4 separate regions of the Homo sapiens genome follow, and regions 2, 3 and 4 are each linked to region 1. The links are chromatin loops, found by intact Hi-C in ENCODE. Cell type or tissue: endothelial cell of umbilical vein. All regions are shown on one strand. Region 1 overlaps THADA (THADA armadillo repeat containing). Region 2 overlaps THADA (THADA armadillo repeat containing). Region 3 overlaps THADA (THADA armadillo repeat containing). Region 4 overlaps THADA (THADA armadillo repeat containing).

Evidence for each region. A loop is a pair of places that touch in the nucleus more often than their neighbours do. Peaks named below come from ENCODE experiments on the same cell type or tissue, not always from the same donor. Only the 100,000 strongest peaks of a DNase experiment are listed, where the experiment ranks them.
Region 2: a loop joins it to region 1, with 4 times the contacts of the local background. A loop is called at or near these places in 14 of 110 quality-filtered maps.
Region 3: it touches region 1 in a loop (4-fold over the local background); 16 of 110 quality-filtered maps call a loop at or near these places.
Region 4: it touches region 1 in a loop (6-fold over the local background); 4 of 110 quality-filtered maps call a loop at or near these places.

The regions. Positions count from the first base shown.
Region 1 is chr2:43,266,529-43,271,528 of GRCh38, forward strand. All of the region lies in intron 36 of THADA (THADA armadillo repeat containing), which reads right to left. Among named protein-coding and RNA genes, the nearest start is that of LINC01126, 42 kb to the left of the region's middle. In endothelial cell of umbilical vein, a CTCF peak has its summit at 2,700; a DNase peak (open chromatin) is centred at 2,823; H3K27ac peaks cover 2,237 bases.
Region 2 is chr2:43,322,248-43,327,247 of GRCh38, forward strand. The region is part of intron 30 of THADA (THADA armadillo repeat containing); the gene reads right to left. Among named protein-coding and RNA genes, the nearest start is that of LINC01126, 98 kb to the left of the region's middle. In endothelial cell of umbilical vein, no CTCF peak of the experiment used is centred here; a DNase peak (open chromatin) is centred at 3,054; H3K27ac peaks cover 259 bases.
Region 3 is chr2:43,338,544-43,343,543 of GRCh38, forward strand. All of the region lies in intron 30 of THADA (THADA armadillo repeat containing), which reads right to left. Among named protein-coding and RNA genes, the nearest start is that of LINC01126, 110 kb to the left of the region's middle. In endothelial cell of umbilical vein, no CTCF peak of the experiment used is centred here; DNase peaks (open chromatin) are centred at 1,728 and 2,628; H3K27ac peaks cover 1,799 bases.
Region 4 is chr2:43,453,890-43,458,889 of GRCh38, forward strand. All of the region lies in intron 26 of THADA (THADA armadillo repeat containing), which reads right to left. Among named protein-coding and RNA genes, the nearest start is that of THADA, 140 kb to the right of the region's middle. In endothelial cell of umbilical vein, no CTCF peak of the experiment used is centred here; DNase peaks (open chromatin) are centred at 2,002 and 2,572; H3K27ac peaks cover 4,255 bases.

The sequences.
Region 1 (5,000 bases):
GGAGGCAGAGCTTGCAGTAAGCCAAGATAGCGCCACTGCACTCCAGCCTGGGCGACAAAGTGAGACTCCCTCTCAAAAACAAAAAACAAAAAACAACATGATCCACTCTGCTGTGATGGAGGCCTCAGCCCTTAAAAAGCTTAGTGTGGGTGAAAGGAGGAGTCTCCTAAAGAATGAGCAATGTAAGAGCTAAACAGTGTGGGTCTGACTCAAGGAGAGACACAAAGACTGGAAAGGCTTTGTGGGAAAGGAGGGCATGGGGCTGGGTAGAATCGCGACACTTAACCAGGTTGACTGGCACAAGGAGGACATGCCACGCATAAGCACAGTGGTGGAACAGGCAGGGTGCCAAACTTGAGCCTCCCCTCTCCACTTCCCCATTCCTGCTCCCTTCTAAGTGTGGCTCCCTCCCTCCCGCCATTGCTCCTTTTTTTTGGTCTCTACTAAGTGTTTTCTTCCTTCCCAGTCCCCTTCAATTAAAAAGCTATCTTTCTAGTAAATTCTTGCTCTGGGTAATGCAACTGCAAAGCTTGTGGGCTTGCTTCCTAATGAAGTGTCTGCATTTTGGGTGATGTGTGTGGTCCTAAGAGATGATACAGGGATCAGCAAACAAACTTACCAAGTTAGTGAGAATGTTTAGAACAAAATTCTTATTATTAATGGTTACTTCCTTTTCTTATAAAATTAGCCATGTAAGTTGCTAACAGAAAAAATGATTTGGATACATGTAAAGGAAGGTCTGTTGATTTTAGGTGGCCTACCACCTGAGAGGGTGGACTCCCAACAGTTTAGAAGCAGATGCTCTATCTAATTCATCCCTGTGTCCCCAGATGTTAGTGCCCATGCAGCTGGCACTTGCCAGAACCTCAGTGATTAGGACCTGGTAAAAATAAGAAGATGGCAGATTGCGAGAAGTGAAGTTCCTATCTCCCAAAACCCAGTCTTTCCCCCTTACACAGAAATGGGCTTTTTAGCTAAGCGTGTGTCCATTTAGCTCAACACACGATTTCTGAGCCTCTTTGGCTGAGATCTGTGGCAGATGACGAGGGCCTGGCTGATAAGATCCATGGAAGTGGTGCATGTGACTTCCAGGCTGGCCCTTCCCTCCTGCCTTCCGGCTCACCAGATTGTGGACATGGCAGTGGGAGCTGGCACTGCCATCTGGGGCCATGTGAGGGATGGTGTGTCTTGAAAATGTCAGAGCACCAAGAAAGAAGGTGTGCGCCCCTAATCATACGGACCATCACACTAGTCTACTGAGTGCTCTGTGTGAGGAAAAAATAAGCTACTGACTTGTTTAAGCCACTATTAACTTCTCTTACAGATGCCAAATCTATACCCCGACTAAAACACCAGCTGTTTCATGCTTGAAACCCCAGAAAATACTTCAGAAAGTCCATTTCAAGATACACCCCAAGCTGACAGCCCTGGTTGTACTCCAGTAACTTCAGTACTTCAGCTGGAGGTGAGGAAGCAGGAGAGGGGGAAAGGAACAAGGGAAGAGGAGGCAGAGAGGGAGAAGACAAGTTGCCGTCAAGGCCAATTCTTTGTTTTTGATTCCCACCTGCTGTTCTCTGCCTCTGCTCCTGTAGATCAGCCTCACAAGAAATTCACTTCTGACAAACCCAATTACTGAAATACAGCAACGATTTCCTGGCCATTTTGACATTCAGGGAGGGATTTCTTACTTTTAGCTCATCATGATGCATCAGTGAACAGGTCAGAGCACATCTCTTGAATCCCATTCTCCTCCTAACGCTCATACAGACATTCACATCCAAACTGGGGCTGTGTACTCTTTACAAACAGACACTCTGAAAGGTGCACAGATTCCCAACATGCCATTCTATCTCAATGTACACACCCTGCCCCACGTGTGCAGAGAAAAACCCTCCCTGTACTGGCCCGCCACCACCAGAGCCACTCTCCATTCTGCTCTTCTGCCCATGAGAGGTCTTGCCATGGGGACTGCTGTAGTCAAAATAGAGCAGCAAAAACAAGGAAGCCCAGGCTTTCACAATCCACCAAGCATCTTCTGGGAGATTTGAGAACAGAATTGGAGTTTGGTGGGTAGGATGAGGGCTTCCCAGGTCTCTGATGTCACCCTTTACGCCTCCTTGGATAACAGCAGGATGGTGAGGGAGGGGTCGCCACCGTGGCCAGTGAAGAGGCCTCTCCTGGGCCCCACCCCTGCCCTGCAGAACTTCTCGGGCAGCACTGTCATGACAGCCTGGGTCTGACCTTCATCTGGCTGTTGGGATGGAAGAAGTCTGTGGCTGAGTGAACTCAGGAGGGCAAAGGGCAGGTGCCAGTGCTGGCTGGGGTGCTCAGGAGGGATGCTCCCAATAGAGTCAGGCCTGAAGCTGGGGCTGGAGGAGTCATCCTCACTGAACCAGGGACGAACGAGAAAGGTGGGGGGGCCCATCTTGCCACCCCTGACAGAGTAGTGACCCTAACACCTGAAACTGGCTTAGGTTCAAAAAGGAAGCCTGCTCACCACAGTGAAGAGAAATCCTGCATTGTGATATGGCCTTGCTGAGGAAAGCGAAAGTTCCTGAGGAAAAGGAAAGCACAGAAGAGGAGAGCCGAGGCCACGAGCTGGAGAAGGAAGATCACCAGGCACCAGGCTTGCCCTGACTAACAGGGAAGACAACACCCTGCAGCCGCGTCAGCACCAGATGGCCTAAGCCTCAGACTGAGGGCTTATCATCACCCACAGGGGTCAGTCGCCTTGGCCAGAGAGCTCGGCTTTCAGAAGCAGCAAGAGTCAGGGCAAAATGATGCAAAAATGACCCTCATTTCCTCGAAAGGAGCCTGTTGTTGTCTCTCTGGGGATTAGTCACTGGGAGGCCATGGTAACAATCCCATCACCCCAGCAACCAGGCCCAGCCAGGGTACTCACTGGCACTCATAACTGGCCAGCAGATCGAAGACGGGAGCATTAGTTTGCACCTGCTTTTGCACATCATGGGAGCCGCTGCCAGTGACGCACTCGCTGAGATGCAGGTGAACGTCAGGGGGCCCAGGCTCTCTGGAACAGCAACTGATGGCACACGCAACTTGGAATGCGGCAACCGGAGCTCCACCGTGCCCACCCACTGCAGCTGGCAGGAATGGGGGCCTACCTTGATCAAATCTCTTTATTTTGAAGGAATAAATAAGAAAACAGATAACTGGCTCCCACATAACTATCTTCCTTCAAAAGCATTTCCCCTCACCCTCCACTGGTTCACAGTGGGTTAGGACCACAATTCCTAGCCTCTTCTGTTTCCTCCCCTGCAGCCCCACTGACAATACTGAAGAACACACAGCCAGCTACGGAGAGAGGCCCAGAGAGACCAAGGCAGTGGAATCCCGGGCTGACTCAGGGTGTGGTTTGATTGCTGACTGCTGAGAGATGGCTGGTTTCACAGAACACTTAGTTCTTCCCACCCCAGTGTTGCTGGAGTTCCTCCAAGCCCTCTTCTCAAGGCAGTGTTCCATCTTCTCTGCCCTTACCCCACACCACCCCATCTCACCCCTGCCAGCTCCTCTCTACCCGAGTCTGGATTATTCTCAGGGGGCATCCCTACATTTCTGTCATTTCCTCTGTATAAATCAAGGCTTGGGGGACAGTAGAGAGGTACTGTCCTGGGCCTCAGGAGTGGGTGTTGTAGACCTCGTTTTTCTACTCATTATGTGACACTGGGGAAATCATTTACCTTTCTTGGGCTTCAGTTTCCACATCTGTAAGTCAGAGGCTCTAAAACCCTCGAGTCCTGGGATTCCCTCCCTTTAGGAGGGGCACTGGAGAACAGGAACAGCAGCAGCCTTGACAGAGGACCACCTGCCGCCTCTTGCTGCATCTGCCCTCTATTCCCTTTCCCCAGGGCACACTCTGGTATCTCAGCTCTGGTCCCCAACCCATTTTCTTACACTCTGACTCCAGTGTCTTCTTTCAAACACAACAGTGAGTTTAGAAGACCTTCAATGCACCCCTTTCTCTTAACTCCTGGGTTCTAAACTAGATGCCAGGTTTGGACTCCTTTCCCTGTCTCAGAGAGGATCTGAGAGTGCAAGGCCTCTGTCACCACAGGGGCCGGAGCTCCAACTCTGGCTCTGACACTTATCTGCCTTGGGACGTTGGGCCCATTCCTTCAACTCTCTGAACTTCTGCATATTCACATTTAAAATGGAGGAAGTATAGTAGGTCCCTATAATCCCAGCTACTCAGGAGGCTGAGGTGGGAGGATCCCTTGAGCCCAGGAGTTCAAGACTGCAGTGAGCTACAAGTGTGCCTGTGAACAGCCACCAGTACTCCAGCCAGAGTGATGCCATGAGACCCCACCTTTAAAAACATAAAAATATAAATAAAATGGAGGAAATAATAAAGTATCTCACAGTGTTGTGAGGATCAAAGGGGATAAAATGAAACAGGAGCATCAAGAGGGAGGTGATGAGGTTCTCCTTCCCCTGTCCCCCCACTGGCCTGCTCAGAGTGGGAAAGAGCAGACGGGGCTCTGGGAGGAAGGGGCCACCTCCCCTAGGCCTTCCAGATCGATTCATGTAGCCTTGGCTCTGGTCTCTCACCTGGGACCTGATAAGCAACTGACAAGTATCCACCTGCTGGGCACTTCCCAGGGCCGGCCCTGTGCTAGGCATGTGGGTCCCTATGGATGAAACTCTTGCTCAAGAAATTCCATCCTGCATGATCCAGTATGGAGTGACAAGGGAGACACAGAGTTAGTCCAGGATTTTCTACAGTGGCCAGTCTTAGTAGATGCTTCATCAGTTCCTCATCAGCTGTTTGAATTAATGTCTCTAGGAAGAAGTCAGGACTAAGGCAGGCGATTTAATCTGCCATAATAAGAAAATGCTGTGACCTCAGGGCAATTTCATAACATAAAATCCAAACAGCTCCCCCACCAGGTAGATCTGAAAAACACTAAGCTTCTTACTGGGTTTAACTACTTTGATAGATACATTCCTCAATTCATTCATTCAATTGATCATCAAACAGT
Region 2 (5,000 bases), 56 kb after region 1:
AATCCCAGCACTTTGGGAGGCTGAGGTGGGTGGATCACCTGAGGTCAGGAGATCGAGATCAGCATGGCCAACATGGTGAAACCCCATCTCTACTAAAAACACAAAAATGAGCCGGGCAGGGTGGCGGGCGCCTGTATTCCCAGCTACTCAGGAAACTGAGGCAGGAAAATCACTTGAACCTGGAAGGCAGAGGTTGCAGTGAGCTGAGATCATGCCACTGCATGCCAGCCTGGGTGACAGAGTGAGACTCTGTCTCAAAAATAAATAAATAAATAGGTAACACATGCAAAAATAATTGAAAAAGCACAAAAGGACACGCAATGAAAATGAAATCCCTTTTCCACAACCCTACCCCCTGCCCATATACTGTTCTCGAGGCAACCGCTATTACTACTTTCTAGCATATCCTTCCAAGCACATTCTATTCTTTTTTTTTTTTTTTTTTTTTTTTTTTTTGAGACGGAGTCTCTCTCTGTCACCCAGGCTGGAGTGCAGTGGTGCGATCTTGGCTCACTGCAAGCCCCACCTGCCGGGTTCATGCCATTCTCCTGCCTCAGCCTCCGGAGTAGCTGGGACTACAGGCGCCCGCCGCCACGCCCGGCTAATTTTTTGTATGTTTTATTAGAGACGGGGTTTCACCGTGTTAGCCAGGATGGTTTCGATCTCCTGACCTCGTGATCCACCTGCCTCGGCCTCCCAAAGTGCTGGGATTACAGGCGTGAGCCACCGCGCCAGGCTCTATTCTTTTATAAGCATCTATCTGCTACCCACTTGTTTATACAAATGATGGCTTACTATATACTCGGTTCTGATCATCACTCCTTTTCACTAATATGTTTTGGATACCATTCTATTAAGAACATAGAGATTTGCCTCATTTTCTTTTCTTTCTTTTTTGTTTTGTTTTGTTCTGAGACAGGGTCTTTCTCTGTTGCTCAGGCTGAAGTGCAGTGGCATGATCATGGCTCACTGTAGCCTCAACCTCCTGGGCTCAAGCAATCCTCCCACCTCAGCCTCCCAAATACCTGGGACTACAGGTGCATGCCACCACATCCAGCTAATTTTTAAAATTATTTTTGTAGAGATGGGGTCTTGTTATATTGTCTAGCCTGGGGTTCTACTTTTTAACCCTGCCCCTATCTTTTGTCTCTAGTTTACCCTGGGACTCTCAATCGTAACTTTCTGCTGTTACTCTTCCATCCACTATGGAAAGCCCACAGTCTATAAAAACTTCATTGATATCATTCCCAATGGTAAAATTTCTACTAGTTGAGACTGCCCCCTGCTAAAGCAAGAGCCATTCAGGGAGGAAAGCCAGTGGCCTGAGAAAGCAGATAGGATGTCTCCTGTGCATCCAGCCTTGAGCTAGGTGCAGGGAGGACATGCACAGGAGACGGCTACTGACCTGAGAATTTTGACTAGTTTTGGAGACAAAAACAAAGACAAACTTCAGAATAGGATGTAAGGAGTTAACCCAAAAAACCAACCAACCAACCAACCAACCCACCAACCCACCAGGGTGGACTGGAGAAATGAAGTTATACTTCCAACCGGGCCATGTAAGATGGGAAGAATTTAGAGACAAAGTTGATAAGGAAGGGCATTTGGAAAGAGGGTAAGAGATGTGAGAGGGAATTCATTTGGCTTCTCCAGTTCCAAGGAGCGGCAGCTTGGGAAGATAAGAGAATGCGTTGATAAGGTGGAAACAAGAGGAAGGCTGGTCAGGCTTTTAAGTGATGGGATACTTCATGCTAACTGGGTGTTCCTTAGTGTAATAATTGACTGCCTGCTCCCATGTGGCCTCACAGAGTCATAGCTTCTTGCCCCAAATGTTTTTCTGGTTTTCTGTGGAGCCATACAGAACCATAAAGAGAAGTTGTTGAGAAACCGGTTTGACTTTCAAGTCTGATGAGGAGCCTGGTTTCCATGAGATTTTCAGCTAAGTTAGCATATTTTTAAAAATTTCAAAATGAACAGAGGAAAGGTTGACGATCTTTAGAGCCTTCTGCCAGGCTGAAGTGTTCTGCATCTTCCCTAGACCCGGTACAGGCTGGTGACCTTACTGGCCTCCTGGGACACTTCAGGAATCACTGACTGCTCCCACAACTGTGAGGCTTGGGGCCAAGTGTGATGTAGTCAACAAGATCATGGGAGGCTCCCTCAAATGCTGCTGCTTTGGATTCCAGGAAACAGAAGATTTGGGGCCACAAAGGAGTCCATCCATGGCTTCTCCTTTGAGATGACTCTGAGTGAAATTCCAGCCCGGAGCCCACTGTTCATGACTCCACCCTTGAGGACAGCCAAGGCCTTATAACATCCCTGTCTGGAGTCACAGAGTTGGGCTTCACTCTGAACTGGCTTCTAAGTCAGGAAAATAATTTTTTTCATTCTTTTTCTCTTGCTATTACTTGGTGTTTGTTCTGACTTGGAAATGGTGCACTGTAAGTTCAGGGTGAGCCAGAGGTTTGTTCTCAGTCTGTCAAGCCACTTTGATGATGGGAACAAAATCCCGAAGAGCAGCACGCCAGCTGGACAGGAAACTAAGCCACAGGGTTTTGGTGGGCTTGGGGAATTTTTCTACCCCCAAATGGAAAAATCCTGGCATGGAGCACAGCATAATGAAGATTTATAGTGCTCAAAAAAAATCAGAAGTGATCAGCATGTAGCAGATGCACTGAAAAGCAGCATTACTAGTGGCTTTCGAAGGAGGAGAAGGAATCCAGCACTATGCGGACGAAGTTGACATACAGAAGATGAAACGAAGGCCCTGTTAAGAATCCTGTTTTCTTCCACTCTTTTTTACCATTTGTCCTTTTAAATATCCACTTAAGAACTTGATTAATATGTTTTTGCCTTGGGAAATCTCTGAACTTCTTTAAATCTCCTGCCCTCTCTCCTGGAAGTTGGGAGAGGCACAAGGCAGGCAGAGGGCAGGGCTTCCCAGACACGTCCACAAAAGCCCCAGTGTCTAGAGGACAGCAGAAGTCTTGGGGAAGTCTGTGATAAATTATTCACTTTTCCTGTCCCTTCCGGAATCCCAGTGGCTGCAGGTTTTTTTTTTTGGTTTTGTTTTGTTTTTAACTGAGGCCTATTCATTCAGGAAACATTTATTAAGAGGCTACTGAGAGCCAGGAATAGTGGTGGGTTTGGAAATAGGAAGATGAAGTGATTCAGTGACACAGTCACTGCCCTCAAGGAACTTAGAGTCCTGAATAGTGTTTTTCCAAATGTATGTTAGGTTATGAAATCAACTAGTGGGTAGTGACCAGCAATAAAGGAAGGAAAGAAAGAAGGAAGAAGAAAGGAAGGAAGGGAAGGAGGGAGGAAGGGAAGAGGAGAGAGATGGGGGCAGAAGAAGAAGGGAGAAAAGGAGCTAGGAGGAAGACAGAGGGAGAAAGGAGGAAAATATAATCAGAGTGTATCAAAGTAGTGTAGTAAGGACAGAGGGCAGGAGATTTAAAGAAGTTCAGAGATTTCCCAAGGGATTGTTTCACTAAGGTTTTTGTTATGTATCAGCTTTCCATTAAGTCCTTGCTAAGAATAATTTTTAATAAGTTATCTTTAAGATTTAAATAACCATTAAAATGCAACAAGTTTAAGTAAAATAATTGACTGGTCTAGCTTTTTTCTTTTTCTTTTCCAGGTAATAAGCTACCCTACATTATACTGAATGGCATCAATAGGGTTATGCTTTGTATCCAAAATGGCAGTGGATATCTTGAAAGCACACATTCCTGAAATTAAATATGCTCTATCTTGAGCAAATTCCCTCTCTGTTGCATTTTTGGCAATTTATATCTTACGCAGCTACTAAAATTTCCGACTGTGCATGATTTCATGTGTGTGTGCACAGTATATACACACAAACATATGCATTAGGTCATATGTAAAAGCTGTTTCTTGTTGTCAATGTCTGTCAAAAAAAAAAAAAAAAAAACACTTGAAAGCCACTAGTGTAGTTGGGAAAACACACAACCAGTCATGCTAGAGTATGATGGGTGCCCCAAAAGGAGGGATTAACAGAGTAACTGTTTGTCTGGGTGAGTCAGGAAGGGCCTTGGCAGAGAGTTGGAGAATGGGGAGGAGGTAGACCTGGGCAAAGTGACCACAACAGAGGAAGTAGCATGTCCAAAGACTTGGGGACATGACATGTTTAGAGAATAACAAGTGCTAAAAGGGACAATGGTATGGGGGGCGGGAATTGGAATGGCAGAGGTGGGTTATTTTTATTTAATTTATGTTTCCACATTTACATGGCTTAATGTGGCCTCCATCAAAGAAGTACCTCCTAACTCCTATCTACAAGATATAATCAAATATAAGGAGAGGCAGTGTCTGGTCCATGGACAGCTGTTACAATGATGTGAACTGCCAAGACTAGAAAGATGGCCAGTGGGATTAGCAGGAAATGATATGGGATGAGTCAACAGGGGCCCGAAACAGAAGTAGTCTTTCAGAGCTCTAAAAGTTCCAAAGAATGAAGACCCCAGTGGGATCCCATAAGCTCAAGTCACACTGGACAGCTGGGGTCCCCACTCAATATTGTGAAGCCTTGGTGGGCTTCCTGGAAGAGAGAGGGAATTCACTTTGGACTTACCAAGCTCTACCAGAATTCACTGCCATCTTCAGAGGGCTGGAAACTGCTGTTTTGGCTTTAGGTTGCTACTGTCTGTTAAGGTCTCTAAGACACATGGCTTAACTTTATTAATACAGAAACATTTACTGAGCAGTACGGGGGATATCCTACATGGGGTGGGAAGGGGAGGGAGAGGAAAAGGTTATGGCTTTGCAGAGCTTATGATCTTGTTGGGGGAGGGGTATATGTGGAGAAAAAAATACACATAAAAACAGAGGATTGATTTGATTGTCATGATTGTCATGGAGGAAGGCTCTAGAGGCATTGGAGGGGTTTGAGCTGGTGAAAGAGAAGGAATTCCAAAAAATCAAACAGGTGCAGCTGGCAGGCTCATCCCAGCCCATCTGGGGTAGTTCTCTTATCT
Region 3 (5,000 bases), 72 kb after region 1:
ACTATTCTACTTTCTGTCTCTAGGTCTTGACTACTCTATGTACTTTGTATTAGCAGAATCATATAGTATTTGTCTTTTTGTGATTGGCTTATTTCGCTTAGCATAATTTCTCCAAGATTCATCCATGTTGTGGCATATGTTGGAATTTCCTTCCTTTTCCAGGCTAAGTAATATTCTGGTGTATGTATATACCACATTTTGTTTATCCATTCATCATTCATCAATGGACACCTGAGCTGTTTCCATGTTTTAGCTATTGTGCATAATGCTGCTATGGAAACCTCTTTGAGACCCCACTCTCAAGTCTGTTGGGTATGTATTCAAAAGTGGAATTGTTGGATTAACATAGTAATTCTATTTTCAATTTTTTGAGGAAATATCATACTGTTTTCCACAGTAGCTGTATCACAAAGAGTTTGAAATAATAACAAATGCTCTCATGATACTATCGAGTGAAAAAAGGAAGGAAGCTATAACTTACATATACAGTATAGCCTTGACAAAGTTAAAAAAAAGCATAGGAAAAAAGATGAAGGAATTACATACAACTCTTAACCAATAATAGTGATTTATGGATTGTGGTAAGAATAGACTTTTACTCTCTTCCAAATTTTGTACTTGACTAATTTTCTATGATAAGCATATAGCAGCACACAACAATGAAGGGGAAAACGGTGAAAAAATTTTAGTAGGGCACATATTTATTTCTGGTTATCACATCCACTGCATGCATGCATTCATTCATTCATTTTCTTGAGACAGAGTCTTTCTCTGTTGCTCGGGTTGGAATGCAGTGGCATGATCTCAGCTCACTGAAACCTCCGCCTCCCAGGTTCAAGCGATTCTCATGCCTCAGCCTCCCAAGTAGTTGGGACTACAGGCGTGTGCCACCACTCAGCTAATTTTTTGTATTTTTAGTAGAGATTGGGTTTCACCATGTTGGCCAGGCTGGTCTCAAACTCCTGGCCTTATGTGATCCACCCACCTTGGCCTCCCAAAGTGCTAGGGTTACAGGCATGAGCCACCGCACCCAGCCCTGACTAGTCCATTTAGTTCACTAAGTTTACCAAAAGAAACACACATGCAATATATAAACATACACATACACACTTATTTTTTTCCTTTTATAACCAAAGAAGGAGAAACTAGATAGCCAAATTCACTTCTGAAAAGTTTAAGCCTAATATAATACTAATTACAACTCTTAGCCAAAGTAAATAAGCGATCTAGCTGGGACAGCTGAGCTGGAATCTGCAAGCAGCAAGGGTGGCAGGGCATGGGGCTCATGTCTGTAATCCCAGCTTACTTGGAAGACTCTGGTGGGAGGACTGCTTGAGCCCAGGAGTTCAAGTCCAGCATAGGCAACACAGCCAGACCTCATCTCTAAAACTAAAAAATAAATAAATAAATAAAAAACTTAAAAAAAAAAGTTTTTGTAATTAGCATGAGTGTCAGACTGGGTGATTCCTCTCTCATGATGCCCACTGCCATCCTTTCCAGGACAGCAGCAGATCCCTACTAGACGGCTACTCTCATTTCGTTTCTGGTCTAGGTCAGTTTAGTTTTCTTTCAGTAGTTAGTAAACTGCTTTAGACAGTAAACTGGATCAAGAAGGGAGGAGTGGAGGAAAACAGGAAGGAAAGGACTTGAAGGATTAATGAGCTGATTTCCATTAAGGCTTTGACATCCTGGAATGAAAAGCAGCCTGTAAGAGCAGAAGCCCAGTCCTTTCCTGAAGCCATGTTGCCAGCTGACCACTCATCACCAAAAATTCCCCAACAACTCCATGGCTATTGCTTAATCACCTCATATAAATCCCTATTAATCTTGCAAAGTCAAAACACAAATATAGGACAAAAGTCTTCATTTTATGTTCCCTCAATTTCAGAGTCAAAATTTAAAGACTGAATTGGTTATCCAATAGTGCCAATCAATTTTTTAAAAACTTTCTTTGAGAACAAAAGGACAAATACATATCCACTAGCATTTTTGTACTTATGGGACTGAAGAAACTCAGGCTAATGATCAAATAAATTAGGGAAGGAAAAGGGTGTCGGTGTTAAAATTTAAGGCAACATTTTTTTCTTTGCAAAAACATTAATTTTTCATAGCTTATATTCAAAAGATACAGAAAATCCTTAGTAGACTCAAAGGAACATTTATTTTTCTTTCATGTGTAAATTACCAGGGACATAAAAAAGCCTCTTCAGTAGTTGAATTTGGAATACTCTGCACTGTAATATCTTCATGGGAAAGGCAGGTGAGAAAGTAAAGACAGGGGTCTGTTCTGAGAAGGGACCGCTAGGACGAGAGGGGGTGTGTCTGAGCATGGAGTTAACTAGTATAGACAGACAACTCCCAGAACAAGAGGACCTCAGGGACAGGGCAGGCATGTGACACCGAGGCTTCATCACTTATACCCAGTTCTATAATTTGCTATTTAGGAACCTCAAAGTTATCCTGTCAATGATGTGGATAATATAGAAAAACTGATACATAGCTTTGGAATGCATTGTGCTGTCTGGCAGTATGTTTTCCTTCCAAACTCTATTTCAGGCTCTGAACACATTCTGATTAACACTTGTAAAAGTGTGCTGGGGAGCAAAAGGAAGCCTGGTGTTAGGAACCATTTACAGACCACCCACAAAGCGGAAAGTTCACACTTGGATAATAGAGAGTTGACTGTACTGGAAACAGAAAAGTGGCTGTCCTACATTCTGGGCAAGGAAGGTGGAAACCCAGTAAATTGCAGTGATTCATTCCTTTGTCTTCTAGAGCTGGAAAATCATGGAGAAAAATCAGAAGTGGGGTGGGGAGCAGAGGGAATGAGAATGGAAAGCCCAATTAGAAAACAGCAATAGGGACCACAGGACAGGTTTTAAAAGGCCAGGAGGACTTCCCTTCCTCTTAGCTGCAGAGGAAGCTGATGGCAGCTTTGTCAGCCATCTTCAGGCACTGCACAACATGAAGGTCCACTCAATGGCTGGCCTGCCGCTCCATCTCCTCCATCTCATCCAACAAGAGGTAATGGACTCAGGAAGCCAGTGGATAATGACTTTCTACGAGATGCATGAAGGAGTAGCAAGCTAAGGGGGCAGAAACTCCTTCCTTACAGCACTTTAAGAACTAGAGTGTTAGGATACTTGGGACAGTCCTGGCTAGAAGCAGGTTTCAGAGGATAATTTCTGGACAGCTCTGACTTCTTGATCCCCAGAAATAACAGGTAGGAAGAAGTGGCCTATTACCTGGCAAACAGCTGAGGGTACTGATGTGATATGTATCTTTGGGATGCTAAGAGCCACACAGAAGGCAAATGGTACTAGGCGTGGGTAAACACTTCATGGGTAAGCAACTCCTACTCTCTAAATAAAATGGAGAAAACAAGTTGGGTGCAGTGGCTCACATGCCTGTAATCCCAGCACTTTGGGAGGCCGACGCAGGTGGATCACCTGAGCTCAGGAGTTCGAGACCAGCCTGGGCAATCTGTTGAAACTCCTTCTCCACCAAAAAACCCCACAAAAATTAGCCAGGCATAGTGGCGTGTGCCTGTAGTCCCAGCTGCTCAGGGGACTGAGGCGGAGGGATCACTTCAGCCCCAGGAGGTCAAGGCTACAGTGAGCCGTGGTAGCGCCACTGCACTCTAACCTGGGTGACAGAGCATGACCCTGTCTAAAAAAAGGGAGAATAGACTAACAGACTAAAAATGAGAGGCTCCCAATAACTTTACCGGCATTTCAGACACAAGATAATTTCTCCATCAATATCCCTATCCAAAGCTATTAATGTTGAGACAATAATTGAGATACACACATCCACACATTGGGAAATCCACCGCTGGCTCCTTCACCAAAAGGTTTCTTACAGGAGCTTTCACTGTGTGGCCTGGGCATATTTCCTGAGCCCCATTCTCTGCCACTTGTGCCTTACACTTTAGGTTCCAGAGGGCTAACTTCCTTATGGTTCTGCAAACCTACAGTGCCGTTTCATATTGCTGTGTCTCTGCCTATGCCGTTACCTAAGCCTGGAATTCCCCTACCTGTGTTGGCCACTTGGCAAAATTCTGGCTCACTCTTGATGGCCAGTTTGATGTCAGCCCTCTCTCACCCCTCTTCTGGCGTAATGCTGTACCTACTACAGACATTTGTTATAATACTTAATATACCAGATGAAAATTATTTATACACGTCTTTCTCACTTCCTGGAAGTCCCTGGAGCCAGGACTAGCTCTTTTATATTTTTGTATCCCTATATCTCCTAACACAAAGGCTAGCAGGTAGCCTGTGCTCAACAATGCTTTGTTGAATTAAACTGATTTGAGAGCCTCACACAGCCCATTACTTGACTTGCCACAGAAGGTAAGAGCCCAACAAAAGTGACCAAAAGCACACTTTTTGAAAAATAAAAAAGAGAGGCTTCTACTTTAGACAGCCAATATACTTTTTTCTTTTTTTTTCAACTTGTTTGTTTCTCAAACTCTAAGCATCAGAAATTTATTTATTTTTGAAACAAGGTCTCACTCTGTCACCCAGTCTGGAGTGCAGTGGTGCAATCACAGCTCACTAGAGCCTTAAACTCCTGGGCCCAAACCATCCTCCTGCCTTAGCCTCCCAAGTAGTTGGGACTACAGGCATGCACCACCATACCTGGCTAATTTTTGTTGTTGTCGTTGTTTTGTAGAGATGGGGTCTCGTTATGTTGTCCAGGCTGTTCTTGAACTCCTGGGCTCAAGCAATCCTTCTGCCCTAGCCTCCCAAAGTGCTGGGATTACAGACATGAACCACCACACCCGGCCAATAAACTGACTCTTAATTAAATGCGTGTACTATGGCAGGAAAGGTAGTAACACTAACACATGCGCCTCTTCTGGAGCTACTCTGGTGGAACTTACAGAGGACCTACGGAGGGCCTTTGCAGTTAACACTATCCTACCACCACCAGAGTCCTGCAACACAGATTTTGAACATGGCATTACAGAGAGGACTCCCTGTATATTACATGAG
Region 4 (5,000 bases), 190 kb after region 1:
CACTTTCTACATTTTGTTTTTAAGAGACAGTGTCTTGCTCTGTCACCCAGGCTGGAGTGCAGTAAAGCAGTCATGGCTCACCGGGCTCAAGTGATCCTTCTGGCTCAACCTTCCAAGTAGCTAGGACTACAGGCATGCACTACCATGCTTGGCTAATTATTATAGAGACAGGGTCTCGCTATATTGCCCAAACTGGTCTCAAACTTCTGGCCTCAAACAATCCTCCTGCCTTGGCCTGCCAACTTTTTTCTTTTAAATAAATGAAGAAATAAATCAAGTCTCTTTTCTTCCCTTTAGTTATATTCTATTAATTGCAATTAATATGCACTCATTAAAACAAACAAGCAATATACAAATAAGTAAGTAGAAGGAGAAATTCCACTTTGTCCATTCTAGACCTTTTCTATGCACATATAAAAACATTAAATTAGCCAGGTTCAGTGGCTCATGCCTGTAATCCCAACACTTTGGGAGGCTGAGGTGGGAGAATTGCTTGAGTCCAAGAGTTCAAGACCAGCCTGGGCAACATGGTGAAAACCCATCTCTACAAAAAAATACAAAAATCAGCCAGGTGTGTTGGTGTGAGCCTGTAGTCCCAGCTACTTGGATGGCTGAGGTGGGAACATCTCTTGAGCCCAAGAGGTCGAGGCTGCAGTGAGCCAAGATCACAACACTGCACCCCAGCTTCAGTGACAGAAGGAGACCCTGTCTAAACACACACACACACACACACACACACACTAAATTACACATACATGGTTATGTTAAACAATATTGTTTGGCAACTAACTTTTAAAAAATACTTAGGTGCTGTATTCATGTATGTCCTGGAAAGAAAGAGAAAGATATTTTCCTTGTCCTTAATTTAAAAGAAAACTTTTAAAATAAAAGTACACTCTATTTTAGCTCCAAGTGTGATTAACAGTTAAGTTAAATACGAATAAGAAGCAAATCATATGCCCTCAGAATTTTGAAGGCAATGCTCCATTAACTTCTAAGTCCACTGTCATTTTGATTCCTAATTCTCTGTATATGAGCTGTTTTTTTTTTCTCTCACTTCACAAAATTTTGGAAATGACGAGTCTTGGGGTGAATCATTTTTCATTCACTGTACTAGGACTCATGTTCTTTAGTTCTACATGTTCTTAAGCTACTTGATAATTTTCTGCCCTCACTTTGCTCTGCTCTCCTTTCTGAACTTCTGTAAGTTGAATGTTCAACTGCCTGATAATCCTCTAATCTTATTTTTTCTCTCCCATGTTCCATCTCCCTCTCTCTAGGTCAATCTCTGGCAGTGTCCTTTTACTGTCTTCCCTAGTATGTACTGAAATTTTTACTTGGGCTATCATATTTTTTAATTTTCTAAAGCTCCTTCTTATTCACAGATTGCTCTTAATTTCATCTCACCTCCCTGAGAGTGTAACTTACTTTTTTTCCATCTGTTCCCTATATTACAGTATACCTGCTTCTACGGAATTCCCGTTTTTAAAAAATCTCTATTTTTCTTTCTATTGTTGATTATAAATTTTAGGTGGCAGCTGTTTCTTGGTATGCCTGTAGTACTTCTGTCCGTCATACAAACACACTTTCTCTCTTGCATAAGCACGTGCTCTCGCTCTCTCTCTCTCTCACACACACACACACACACACACAAACACACACAACAATGCAAAGAGTAATTCTGTCAGTTAAAAACAGGAGCATATTAAATGCTATAATGTGTAAAACAAGGGTTAGAGAGCAGGCTAACAAGAAGACACAAGAGAAGCCTATCCTGAATAAGCAGTATTGCAGAAAGGCATTTATGCAAAGGATAGGTTAGGTTCTGGCTTATACTCATCCAAACACGCTTTCCACTATGTAAATCTGAAAAACATCAATTCTAAATGCAGAATTAAAAGATTTTTCTCTTCTTCTCAATTCAGCTATGACTAAGGAAACAGAGACACAATAGTTACTAAGGAGGCAGGAAATCCTTCCAGCTAACCAACTTTTACATTCTGTTCCTTATGGTCAAAACGTTGACCACACTGTGGTAGCTCTTTTTGACTTTATGACCTTATTACTAAGACCATCAATTATATTCACTGTTATTTGTGCAGACGAACTGCTCGATTGCCAAAAGACTACGCTACAGTGCTATTTAACCTTTCCCAACAGAGACTCATTGAAACTCATTTGGTAAAATGTTTTACCTAACCTTGCAAAGATACTTCCTAGTAAATATTTGAGGTATATAAATACCTCCAAGTAGTCTTAAAAATGTGCAAAACTCATCATTGTTAAGGCAAATACTCATCTAAATTATAAAATCACATTAAAAGTTTAAAAAAAGTCATGCATTCAGACAAAGGTAATATTCCACATAAACTAAGGCAGTTCAAATACTATTTATCTGACTACATTCAGCCTACTTCCAATGGCAATTAAAAAATAATAATATGCACAGCATTTCATTTTAGAAAAGGCTGCTACTACATCATGGAATAGAATGTGAAACCATGTTCCACAGATTATTTATTCTGTGGTGGGGTGGGAATGAGGAAATGCAAAGTAGAGAAAGAGCAAAGGTCTAGAACCAGCCTGACCAGAGGAATACCACACAGTGGCAGTGTAACCTTGGGTGATTCATTCAACCTTGCTAAATAATTTTACATTTTCTTTTCTTTTCTTTTTTTTTTTAAGCAGAGTCTCGCTCTGTCACTACATTTTGTTTTCTATAAAATGGGAATAATAGTGCCTACTTAGTGGAATTACTTGAGAAATGAGATAATGCATCAACAAATCACAAATCTAACTTTGTACCTTCTGAACAAATTACACACACATTGTTCTTTTGTCTTGGCTCTTGCCACCAAGTCCTCTTCCTTTCCCTCAGCACTTTAAAGATGAGATGAAAGGAATAGAGAGGAAATTAGTATAAATTACAATTAAGTTCAACACACTCAAGATACTAAGATACTAAGAGTACACCAGAGAACATAACTCACTTTCAAACTTACAATGCAAATAGCTTTTAAAAATACACAAAGTACAGGCATTGAAAGCATGAATAAAATTTAGGTCTGGCATAAAAAATTTTACACAGCATTCTGAATACATTAACACCTATACTTTGAAGGAATCAAACACTAAATTTTATATACGTGTGTGTGTGTGCACACACGTGCCAAAGGCCAGGAAGACAGCTATGAAGTGGGATAGAATGTTCCACATCGGTAGAAAAAACGTATTTAGGATATCTACACACACACACACACACACACACACACACACACACACACACACACACACATGCACAGTGAGTGAGGTGATTAAAGGAGATGAAAATGGCGGTATACACAATGCTACTCTCACTCTCCTACTCACACATAATAAGATACCAATATTTGGTTTTGATGTGCCCATTCTAGTAGTAAAAGTAGACACTTCTGTGAACATATACACAAAGAGGTGCAGATGCTTCAATAACAAGTTTATTTGCTTCTTGGAAAAGGAAACCGTATTTCTCATAATTATTTGTAATTACAACAGACTTACTAGTAGTTGAGTCTCTACTAAAATAATTTAAAGTCAATCTTAACAGTTTTCCAAAAACACCTTCAAATTTGCCAGGAAACAAGGAGCCTAGAAAAATGACTGATACAAAGACTAAATAAAAACAATGAATTGAAGGAACAGTTACTGATAGTTTTCATATGTAAATTCTGGCATTCCATCTTATTTTTAATTAATTCCATTAAACTGGTGTTTCATAGGTCAGAGGATTTTATGACTATACACCAAAAATGTTATTTAAAATTCAGTTATAGGGAACCGCCCACAAATATTTTCTAACACTTTTTTCTTTTGTCCAATTCAAATTGTTTTTGCTTCACTTTTTTCTCCTTTAAGTCCAATTTCATTCTTTTTATTCACTTCCACTTCCTGTCTTTGCCCTTCAACAAGGAGTACTCCATTATAAAGTCTATTCCATTCTTTCTGGAATCTACATAGCACCAAACTAATCTGCACATACACTGAGGATGAGAAAGGAAAAAAAAAATCCCAGGTGATAGGGGATATCCTTACATACACACACAGTCTCACTGTCCTCTACCTCTCGACAAAAAACAAAACAAAACAAAACAAACACAACCATAAATAGAATGGCCAAGGCTTATTTATGGAAAGGAAAAAGGGTAGCACAGGATAACATGAAAATACTGCCAAAGAAGCCTTCATCTCCTCTGGCCTAATTTAAATAGGGTTACTCAAGTTCATGGATTGGTAATGGATGATGTTGCAAGATAAGATAAATCAAAGAGTCATCACTAAAATATTATTTTATTCTAAGGACAGTCTGCGTCGTATGTTTTGACCTAAAAGATATGACTCACAGGGAGCCCAGGATTCCTTTTCCTTTCTTCCCTGAAATGTGAGCAAAAGCAAAAAGGGGTGAAGGTGCCATATACCAAGAGTCCAATGCCACCTGAATGATGATTTCATTGTGCTATTCATCAGATATGTAACTTGGGGAAGTCACCTAACTTCTGAGCCTCAGTTTCCTCATCTATTAAATGGGGATAACTATACCTAACCAAATTAACTTCCTCACATGGTTACCATTAGGATCAAATGAGATAAGAGATCTGCAAGTACTTTGAAATCACCAAGTTCTGCTGATTCGACCGCCTATCTCTCAATTCTATTCACTTTTTTCAACCCCTACTGTCACTATCCTAATTCTGATCACCAACATTTTCATCCTAGCCTACATCTCCGGTTTACAAATATCAGACCACATGCCAGTGCCCATTCATGAAGAAAATGAAAACAACCAAAACAACAACAAAAAACCCCACAGTGCAATGCCGTAAATTCTGCATAAAGCTAAGGTATTCTATTTAAATATCTAATATTAATTTGAGATTCCTAAAGGGGGATGTATATATGTGGTTATGTATGTGAAAATGTCCTTTAATTTATGAAATGATTCTGACATGTAATATGCTTTTTAA